Regions from separate parts of the Mus musculus genome. Here region 1 is linked to region 2. Evidence: chromatin contacts called from ENCODE POLR2A ChIA-PET data. All regions are on one chromosome and are shown on one strand. The core of a region is the stretch at or near the end of the contact, and the rest is flanking DNA. Distances in the headings are between cores, read along the strand shown.

What was found. ChIA-PET counts read pairs that join two places held with the same protein, here RNA polymerase II (POLR2A).
Region 1: POLR2A ChIA-PET joins it to region 2 with 11 read pairs in embryonic stem cell. The contact joins the promoter of Ranbp3 here to the promoter of Hdgfl2 in region 2. POLR2A ChIA-PET finds 5 or more read pairs at or near these places in 2 of 5 experiments (Patski and embryonic stem cell).

What each region holds. Positions count from the first base shown.
Region 1 is chr17:56,669,110-56,674,816 of GRCm38, forward strand. Ranbp3 (RAN binding protein 3) reads left to right here and starts at 4,116. Exons shown (of 17, transcript NM_001252466.1): 1 at 4,116-4,302. The coding sequence starts at 4,281.
Region 2 is chr17:56,076,993-56,082,520 of GRCm38, forward strand. It overlaps Hdgfl2 (HDGF like 2), which reads left to right and starts at 2,639. Exons shown (of 16, transcript NM_008233.4): 1 at 2,639-2,834; 2 at 5,108-5,184; 3 at 5,285-5,423. The coding sequence starts at 2,763. It also overlaps a transcript of Ubxn6 not described here.

The DNA of each region.
Region 1 (5,707 bases), core at 2,866-5,365, 590 kb after region 2:
GGTAGGAGGATCTCCCACAAATTTGTGCTAGCCTGGGCTAGAGTGAAATCCTGTGTCAGAAATACAACCAACCAGCGCATGGCAGTAAAGGCATACATGCACCTCACAACCCAGCTCGGGAACTGGGACAGCAGGTCAAAGGGTAAGGTTATCTTCGACTGCATAGGGAGTGATGCGAGGCCAGCCTGGGCTGCATGAGTCCCTGGCTCAAAATAATTAATAATAATAATACGACAAACCTACTCTCAAAGGAAGGGAAGCTGTGTTCCTGTCCCCTGTAGGAACTGCTATATACTTCCACTGAAGACAAGCTACGTTGGTTTTGATTAACACATGTCCTAGTCGAGATGAAATGGACCCCTATTTCTGGATGAGAAGTGGGCCAAAGAACTTCTCTTTCTTCTTCTTCTTCTTCTTCTTCTTCTTCTTCTTCTTCTTCTTCTTCTTCTTCTTCTTCTCCTTCTCCTTCTCCTTCTCCTTCTCCTTCTCCTTCTCCTGCTTCTGCTTCTTCTTCTTCTCTCTCTCTCTCTCTCTCTCTCTGTTTTTCAAAACAGGGTTTCTCTGTGTATCCCTGGAACTCACTCTGTAGACCAGGCTGGCCTTGAACTCAGAAATCTGCCTCCCTCTGCTTCCCATGTGCTGGGATTAAAGGTGTGTGCCACCACTGGTCGGCCCTTTCTTATTTTCTTATTTTATATTTGAAGTCATGGAACTCATTCTGACCTTAAACTCACTGTGTAGTTGAGGTTGACCTTGAACCCCTACTCCTCCTACCTTGCATGCCGGTGCTGGGATGACAAGCGTGTGTTTTATGCGGTGCTGCAGATGGAAGCCTGGCCTTGTGCACTCTGTGTGACTGTACGGCCGACTCTGCTACAGCCCAGATTTCAATCCCCGATACACACAGTTCTCAGTCACCAAGGATTATTTCCTGGAATTCTGGCTGAGTGGAACTGAAGGCTGAGGGATAGAAGGCCACCAGCCCCCCACAGCAGAATCAACTCATAGTGTAAACCTAGCCTTCTGGGTCCAGAGCTCCTGAGTCTCCGGATGTCCCTCAAAAAGCCACTGCTGGATTCTATGCAGTTGGTCACAAGGCGTCGCAGAACATGACGTGTGACATAGCTTCAGACTGTACAGAGATTTACTGACACAGAGCCACAGGGATGGCAGCACCGTTGTTAATTTTCAATTCTAATTTACTCCTGGGTACTGTATGGCTGGGGATCTCCCTGGAGGGAGAAGGTACCACGCCTGACCACTTGTACCCCAGTGACCAGAGTAGGAAGCTAGTAGTATTTAAAGTACATTCTTTTTTCTTTTAATTTTTAAAATTTAAATTTTAGAAAATAATTTTTTTTAAAGATTTATTTTATTGATTATATGTAAGTACACTGTAGCTGTCTTCAGACACTCCAGAAGAGGGAGTCAGATCTCGTTAGGGATGGTTATGAGCCACCATGTGGTTGCTGGGATTTGAACTCTGGACCTTCGGAAGAGTAGTCGGGTGCTCTTACCCACTGAGCCATCTCACCAGCCCAGAAAATAATTTTAAAATAAAAATTTTATTATTTTATTCCATGTGGATGTCTGTGTGTCTGTACGCGGGTTTGTGCATGTAAACACAGTTCTTAGGGAGGCCACGAGAGGCCATCACAACCCTGGGAGCTGGGCTTACAGGATCTTGTGCATTGCCTGATGTGGGTGCTGGGGAGAGAACTCGGGATCTCTGCAAGAGCAACCAGTGTGCAGAACCCTTGAGCTGTATAATAACCTGTTTCCTTGTTCAGTTTACAAAGATCTTTCTGTTATGGCTTGGGGCAGTGGTTCTCACATGGTTCCCCCATTTGAGGGTCACACATCAACTATTTACCTTATGATTCAGAATCGTGGAAAACTTACAGTTATGAGGTAGCAAGGAAATGCTTTTATGGCTGGGGATCACCACACCATGAGGAGCTGTACTAAAAGGTTGCACTATTACGAAGTTTGAGGTCCACTAGTTTAACAAGTTTAGGAGTTTATTGGTTTCTTTTGTTTGTTTGAAATAGGGTCTTACTCTGTAGATCAGGTTGGACTCCATCTCACAGAGATGCACCTGCCCCTCCCTCCTGGGTGCTGGTATTAAGTTCTGTGATAACATAGAGACACTGAGTCACTGTGCAAGGCTCATACAGCACTCAGGAAAACATCATAGTGATGGAAGGTCACAGGGTCAGACAGGGAGGTCCACAGGGGAAAAGGGGACTGAGAAGACCTGGAGCAATGGCTTGACTGGTAAAGCATTTGGACAGGAGTTCAAATCCCAGCACCCACGTGAGAAGCCAGGATGGCTAGGAGGGCCTGTGACCCTAGCCCAGTGTAGCTCCAGGTTGAGTGAGGGAGGCTGTCTGAAGTGAATAAAGCAGACACATAGAGCAGGATCCCCAACCCCCCTACTTCTTCATGTACACTTGCTGTGCACATACATCCACACTCACCACATACACCAGGGAGACAGAAGGTTGCGTTGTATGCACACATTCATGTTCCCAGGAGTTGGAAGCTGAGGCAGGGGGATTACTGAAAACTCCAGACCAGCCTGAGCTATGTAATGACACTCTCTTTCAAAACTAAAAACCAAAAACCAAAACCAAAACCATTGAACCTGGGTATGATGGTGACATATGTTAGCCTAACTTTCTGGCTGTGCCGGCAGGAGGATCAGAAGTACATGGGCACCCTCATCTACAAAGCCATTTCGAGGGCAGTCTGGGCTACATAAAATACTCAAAACTGGGGGTGGGGGGGGAGAAAGAAAGTGTGAGTGAGCTCTTTTTTTTTTTTTTTTTTTTTCGAGACAGGGTTTCTCTGTGTAGCCCTGGCTGTCCTGGAACTCACTCTGTAGACCAGGCTGGCCTCGAACTCAGAGATCTGCCTGCCTCTGCCTCCCAAGTGCTGGGATTAAAGGCATGTGCCACCACGCCCGGCAAGAGTGAGTTCTATATCTGTGGCCCCAGCACTTGGGAAGATGAGGCAGGAGAATTTTGAGTTCAAGACCAGACTGGACTACACTGTGACAGTGTCTCCCTATCTCACAGATCTATAGGAGTATACCCAGATTTAAAATACGTAGTAGCTGCTTTCAGGTGTCTTGTCAGTATGCAAAGGTGAATATAGGTTTGGTTTTCCATTCTCCCTTCCTTTCTTTCTTCCTTACTTCTTCTTCTTCTTCTTCTTCTCTCTCTCTCTCTCTCTCTCTCTCTCTCTCTCTCTCTCTCTCTCTCTCTCTCTTTCTTTCTTTTTTCCAGACAGGGTTTCTCTGTATAGCCCTGGCTGTCCTGGAACTCACTCTGTAGACCAGACTGCCCTCGAACTCAGAAATCCGCCTGCCTCTGCCTCCCGAGTGCTGGGATTAAAGGCGTACGCCACCACGCCTGGCCTGAGTTCTTAGCACCCACATAGTTGGCTTAGACCGGTCACCCACAGTCCAGTTCCAGGATAGCCTTTCCTTTTTTAGCCTTTTGTAGGCACTGCACACACATAGCACTCATACACAAATACATCTTTTCTTATTACTTATTGTTTGTTTGTTTTCAAGACATAGTCTGTGTAGCCCTGGACCAGGCTGCTCTCAAACGGAGATCCTCTTGCGTCTGCCTGAGTGCTGGGATTAAAGGCGTGCGCACCAATGCCAAGTCTAATGCCCAGAGAGGTTAAGAGTCTAGTTTTATTAGGACATCCTGTGTTTGAAATCTAGGGTGACCTCTGACTTTGCCTCTTCCTCAACCACCCCAAATAGCCATAGGAAAGCTGTGTGAAAGGGCCTGGCTTCTGATTCAGGGACATGGGCCACTCCTTCCTGTACGCGGAATCGCTAAAAAGCCTACCTAGGCTCACGCCAGAGAAACAAACAGAGAAAGTGGCGGGATGGCAGTCAGGACAGCAAGCAGCGGCACGTCTCTCCTGCGCATGCGTGGGGCTCGGCCATCCTCCTCCCCCCCCCCCACCTCCTTAACATGCTGCCAATGCTAGGAGCTCAGGACCAATAGCAAACTGGCGCTGCCTGTGCGCATGCGTGCCACGCTAGCCACACCCTCTTCCCTTTGCGGGCGGGAAGAGGCGGGCGGAGAGCCGTTACTGCGCAGGCGCGCGGCCGGAGCTCTAGCGGGTGCGAGCTTCCCTCCTCCTCACACCGGCGCTGGCTTATGGGATGCGCAGGCGCAGAACTCTCCCAGCAGAAAGCCCTCGGAGCCCGGGGGCCGGGCGCGGGGCCTTGTGGGAGGGCTTAAGGAAGTAAAATGGCGGACCTGGCGAACGAAGGTAGGGGAGGCGCCGCCGGGGGCCAGCTGGCGGCAGGCGGGCGCGGGGCGGGAAGTCAAGGGAGCCCCAGAGTCGAAGGGCGAGCGCTTCAGGTTGTGGGAGTTCGGCCTCACCCGGTCTGGGCACCCAGCGGGCCCCCCTACCGTGGAGTCTGGTCCCCGGCCGGGTTCCTCGCGGCAGCCCCGGCTTCTGCCTCCTCCCGACCTCGAGGCTCCTCGGCCGCGCCGCGACCGCCTCCCACCCCCCACCCCCACCCCACGCCTTCCGGCCTCGCAGGCCGCCCGGGGAGCCCAACGGGCCTTGAGACGCGGCTCCGCGGCCTCGAACGAGGCGGGCGAGACCTCCGAGCCTGCTCGCGGGCCCAGCCCGCCACGCTCCCTTCCCCGCTTCCCTCGCCTGGGGCCTGGGCCTCCTTCCCCGGCATAGCCTCAGGCTCAGGTCCGGCTCTCCTTCATCCCGCGAAGGTGCTCGGCCACCCCGACCTGTAGCTTACACCCCGAGGTCTGCTTAAACCCGGACCGGGCGCCCCTATTCCCGCCACAGGGCTCCAGGTCCTTTGAGGTGCACTTGATGCCCCCCATTTAGGCCTGGCCATCTGATCTTGAAACTCCTAACTGCTTCTTCACATCCCGTTTTTATTTTTGACACCGTGAAACCTCCCCTCTGGAGTCGACATCCCATTTAAGGGGTTTGAATATGGTAGGACTACCCAGTTGTTGCAGAACCTGCACGTCTCTTCCTACCAGTCTTCAGAGTCCTTTGGAGTGCAGCTTACATCCCCTGATTTAGGCTTGGCCACCTGATCTGTATTTCCTAATTCAGTGGTTCTCAATCTTCTTAATGCCGTGACCCTTAAATATAGTTCCTCATTGTGGTGACCCCAACCATAAAATTATTTTTGTTACTTCTTCATAACTAGCTTTGCTACTGTTATGAATGGTAATGTAAATGTTTCTGGATTTCCTATTTAGACATTTGCCAAAGGGGTGGCAACCCACAGGTTGAGCACTGATATACTAATTGCTTCCACACCCCCTTTTGCCCCGTGGCCCTGACTCCCTGAGCACTCTGGGATGTAACACTTTCTCAGTCAGCCTGATGCTTGACACCCAGTGGTGGCCCCTTCGGGGCTCCTCCAGGGTTCAGTTTGGGGACTTCAGGGTCTGTTTTTTTTGTTTTTTGTTTTTTAGATTTATTTATTTTTATTTATCTAAGTACACTGGAGCTGTCTTCAGACACATACCAGAAGAGTACATAGGATCCCATTACAGTAGTTGTGAGCCACCATGTGGTTGCTAGGAATTGAACTCAGGACCCCTGAAAGAGCAGTCAGTACTCTTAACTGCTTAGCCATCTCTCTAGCCCCCAGAGGTCTATTTTCAGCCCTGTCCTTTTTCCTTAACAA
Region 2 (5,528 bases), core at 1,389-3,888:
GAAAGAAAAAGATAGATTGTGGGGTTTTTTGTTTGTTTGTTTTTGTTTGTTTGTTTTTTAATTTGTAGACTTGCGTTTTACTATGGAGACCAAAATGGCCTTGAACTCACAGAGATCTACCTGTCCCTACCTCCTGAGTACTGAGATCATAGGTGTACACCACCAAGTTCCCCACTATATATGTCAGCGGGAAGGCAGCCAGAGAACCAAGAAGGAGCTTTATTCCTTTGAGACAGGGTCTCTCCCTGAACCTAGAGCTAGGCAGGACACAAACCCTAGCCAGCCATCCTTCATCTCTACCTCCCAGAATTCTGGGCAATTCTCATGCTTCCCTCCTGAATACTGGGAGGACAGGCTTAAGTGAGCCAGTTCTCTGTCAATTTTTTAGGTCCTGAGACGTCCCTACAGCCTAGACATGCCACCTTTATTAGTTTTCCTTTGAGATCATACATAGATTAAAAAAAAACCCACAAGAATACAAACAGTTCTTTATGTGTGAGTCCACATAAAGTGGAAGCTCCAGGAACCCCAAGGACCAGACACAGTCCAAGATACGGAAGTCACGTGCTGGTGAGACGGCTCAGTGGGGTAGGAGCACTTGACTGCTCTCCCGAAGGTCCTGAATTCAAATCCCAGCAACCACATGGTGGCTCACAACCACCCGTAATGAGATCTGATGCCCTCTTCTGGCATGTTTGAACACAGCTACAGTGTACTTATGTATAATAATAAATCTTTAAAAAAAAACTTTAAAAAGATAGGGAAGTCACTAACCCTTCCTGGCCCCATTGGACATGGTTCATTATGGACCCTATTTTACAGCTAGGGAAATTGAGACACTTGGTATCCAATGTATTTTTTACTCAGCATGGAATAGTTTGTGACATTAAGTACAGTAGGTAATCAACACTGTCAATAAGAGAAATAAGCATCATGGGAATGGGGCTTAGAGAAAAGCTCATCTTCTCTAGCATGCAAAACACCCAGATTCCATCCCCACCACCACATAAGCCTTTGGGAAATAAAGTCAGGAGATCAAAAGTTCAAATTTAGCCTTGGGTACATAGCTATTCAGAAAGTAGTCTGGGCTAAGACCCAGTCATAAAAATAAACAACTACTAAGATCAGTATACATTTAAGTAAAGTAAATATGGCTAGTGAAATGGCTCATCGAGTGAATTACTTTCCCCGTAAGCCTCAGGTGAAAAAAAAATGAGTGGTGGGCTCCACAAAGCTGTCCTCTGATTTCTACACACGCTGTAGCATGTGCGTGCATGCCCACACATAGCACGCAGATTTGTTTTGTTTTGTTTTGTTTTTGTTTTTCGAGGCAGGGTTTCTCTGTATAGCCTTGGCTGTCCTGGAACTCACTCTGTAGACCGGGCTGGCTTCGAACTCAGAAATCTGCCTGCCTCTGCCTCCCAAGTGCTGGGATTAAAGGCGTGAGCCACCACTGCCCGGCAGCACACAGATTTTTAAGGCAGGGCACGGTGGCACACATGTTTGATCCAGAGCTGGGGAGACAGAGGCAAGAGTACATCTGTGAGTTCGAAGCCAGTCTGGTCTATATAAGGAGTTGTCCCCACCCCCCACTCACCAGTGAGGACAGCAGAGTGAGACCCTGTCTCCAAATAAAATTAAGAATAATTAAAATGGCTGGGCAGTGATGGCGCACGCCTTTAATCCCAGCACTTGGGAGGCAGAGGCAGGCGGATTTCTGAGGTCCAGGCCAGCCTGGTCCACAGAGTGAGTTCCAGGACAGCCAGGGCTACACAGAGAAACCCTGTCTCAAAAAAACAACAACAAAAAGAATAATTAAAATGCAAAATGTCAAAGTATAAAGGTGCTGTAAGTATAAAGTGAAAATATGTAATGTATTATAGACAACAAAAAAAGAAAAAAATTTTAAATAATGAAAGTAAACAAGTGAGCTCTGTCCCGCCCCCTTCTCAGCCCTGACCTTTCTTGATCACCGCCCCTTCCTCTGCCAACTCCTGGCGGGAGTTTGCTGAGTTCTGTGGAACTTGTCTTCATGTCCAGCCATTGGTCGAGCTATAGCCAATGGGCTTCATAGTTGCACTGATGCCCTTTTGGAAGGCTGTCGTTAATCCGTCTTCTACGCTGATTGGTTGTTTATATTTCGTCTGGCCGAGTCCAAAGGCCTGTTCAGTACTGTTATGTATGTTCCGGCCTCGCTAGGCCCCGCCCCATCACTGCTTGTCATTAGTTTCAGTCTTCCTTTCACCCACAGGCCACTGCCTCATGCAGCTCTTAAGCCACGCCCCTGTCAAGCCCCTGTCCGTTTTGCGTCTAATTCGTCTAATGCCCTTCACCCCGCCCCACATCCTGACTGCGAGCCACGCCCCTGAGCGATCCCCAACCTAAGCCCCGCCCATCATTCCTCTCTAGGCTCCACCCAGTAGCCGCTTAAACCTTTCGTCTTTTACCTCCGACACCCTCCGCCCCACCCACTGGCTCCTAGTCCACGCCCTTGGCTTCTGCTCCGTTATCCAATCCCGTTAACTAGCTCTGATCCAACCCCTCCCTTTATTGGCCCGCGCGCGTCTCTGTGGTCATGAGCGACGGCGACGGCGGCCCCTAGCCAAGGGAGGGCGGGACTTCCGGTCGTGCTGAACCCAATAAGTAGACGCCGGCCGGCGGCCCGTGCGGACGCCTCCGCCCCTCAGGCGTCCGACTCCCGCCTCTGACTTCGCCTCTCACCGCCGTTGCTGCTTCCCGCGGCCTGGGCCTCCGCCGACAGCATGCCGCACGCCTTCAAGCCCGGGGACTTGGTGTTTGCCAAGATGAAGGGCTACCCGCACTGGCCGGCCCGGGTGAGGCCGCGCGTGGAGTGGACGGGCCCGGCGGAGTTGGCGGCCCCGAGCAGAGGGGCCGCGGGCGGGCGGGCGGGCGGGCGCGCGCGGGGAGGCTGGAATGGAGGCTGAGGAGAGGTTGGGGCTGCTGGCTCAGGTGACTGCACTGTGGTTTTCTGGAGTTGAGGAATCTCCTTCCTCCGGGACCACAGTGCCTGGGGTCTGGTGCGTCTTCGGGGAGGTCCCTGGTCTGAGGGACTTGTGTTCCGCTGTTCCGGATCCTGGCTCTGACCCGTGGTCCTTTGGAATTGAGGTGTGGCAATGTTTTGGTCTGAGTAACCTGCATGGTGAGGTCCTGAGTCTCAGAGACCCACAGTCCTGCAGAGAACGGCCGTGGTGCTAGCCTTGACCTCCTCCGGAACCTGTGTCACTTGGTTTGGTGTCCAGGGCCTGAGAGACCAATGTACCAGAGGTCAGAAATGCGTTTAGGGGATCCCAGGGTCGTGGAGCCTGAGGGATGTAGTGGGGCTCAAAGGGTACATGGGCACGTTGGGATTGGAGTGGAAGGGTCAAATGATGGGAAGAGTCTCTTCCAGAGAGGCTGCGCGTGATGGATGGGGGAGCGGGATACAGCGGAAGGAAAGGGACCTTATCTCTATGACCTAAATGAGGGCAAGGGTTGGAAGAAAGCTTTTCTGGGGACCTGGAGTCCGGCCCTTAAAGGGATTCAGTGGGCTGTATGTAGCTTACCTGAGAACAGGCAGCTTCAAGCTGGAGGTAGGAGGCTTTGAGGTTTCCTGTTTGAGAAAGCTGGAGTCAAGCAGTGTAGATTTTTAGAGCCTGGGTGCGCAGGTGGTAGAATTCTGGCCCTGGCAAAAATTGGCACATACACGGAGACCCAAAGGCTTCTGCTGCCCCCAGGACTTGGGACAGAGATCACTCCAGGGCTGAAGTTAGCTGCATCCATGTGTCAGGACTGAAGGAATTTTTGTTGTGCAGATGGTGGCTAGCGTTGCAAGTCCTGGTGCACATGTTCAGTTGCATAGAAACAGAGTTTTGTTGCCTCTAGGTCTTAGTACAGAGGCTAGATTGGCTGTGTCTGCATGGGGGTGGGAATGGAAGACCATACGGCAGGGAGTTACCATGGGGATGCCAAAGAGCAAGCTCAACAGGAACCAGCCCAGGAGGTAACTCCTAGAGGTCAGGACCAGAGGGCCCCATAAGTTCCTGAGGTGTGGGACCGTTGGGAGAAGCAGCCTGGCAGGGCTCGGCAGGGCAGGTTTGAGGATGCTTCTGCATCTGGTATCCTGCATCCAGCCACCAGGGACCAGAGTTTGAGGAGCAGGCTAGGGAGGATCCAGCCATCCCCCGGCGTTGATGAGGTGGGTGGCTAAACACTGGGAAATCCCACTGTGAGTGGGGTGACTGGGGAGCAAAACTTTACATTGGCCACTGCCCTCACTAGTCTACCTCTGCTCTCTATGAAGCTCTTGTCCCTTCCCCCTTCCCAGCCTTCTCCAGCACTGAGAGAACAGTTCCAAGCACCTGATTGGAGGGGAAGGGGCTACTAGCATCCTGTGGGAAGGTGACTGACAGCTGCTGGAACCCATGGGCTTTCACAAAGAGGGTGGGACTTCCGGGTTGCTCTGGGCCTGGCTCCTTCAGCACTCCACCTCATTCCCCCAAATCTCCATCCCTGTTGCTGCCAGATTTACCTCTGGGACAAGAACAGACTGGGCCTTTTTTCCAGGAGGGGCAGTCATTGGCTAGTCCCGGGAGTGGGGAGAAGCTGAACCTAGGCCCACCCCAGGGGCTTCAGGGGACTATACTGGACCTGGCTCGGCCTAAGTACCTGTATGGGGGCCCAGCTTTCTTCTTGGTGGAAAGATAATCACTGTGGGTAGCAGACAGGTTAGTAGGATGCACATAAGTGTGCAGGTTTCATAGCCAGGCATGGTTGTACTTACCTTCAATCCCAATCCCCATTGCTGAGGAGACAGAGACAAGTACCAGGCCACCTTTGTCTACATAGTTTGAGGACAGCCAGGCTACATAGTGAGACTGTCTAAAAGGAAAAACATTAATTCCAAATTAAGGGGCTAAGGAGATAATGTATAGCTTAGTGGACCTGAGTTCAGATCTCTAGACTTGTGTTTGGAAGGTGCTGTGTCTTCCCATGGTGTGCCTCCCCCCACCCCAAACCCCCCTAAGTAACTGGATGGTAACTGGGTCTGGATAAAGCTGCCTCTTGGCCTACACCTGAAGCCCTCTGACCAGCCTGCCTCACACTACAGATTGATGACATTGCTGATGGTGCCGTGAAGCCCCCACCCAACAAATACCCCATCTTCTTCTTTGGAACGCATGAAACGTAAGTGTCCCCTCCAGGTTTTCAGTGTTCACCCACAGACTGGCTTTTTTCCCAGGGTGACCTGGCTCACCTGGAACTGGCCTATGGTTCTTACCTCCAGGGCCTTCCTGGGACCCAAGGACCTGTTCCCCTATGATAAGTGCAAGGACAAGTACGGAAAGCCCAACAAGAGGAAAGGCTTCAATGAGGGGCTCTGGGAGATCCAGAACAACCCCCATGCCAGCTACAGTGCGCCTCCGGTGAGTGCCTGGGAACAAGTGGGCAGTGGAGCATCTATAGGCTCCCAGGAGCAGGGGCTTCCTCAGAAACTTCCAGGATGGTTTCTCAGTACTGTAGATCGGATC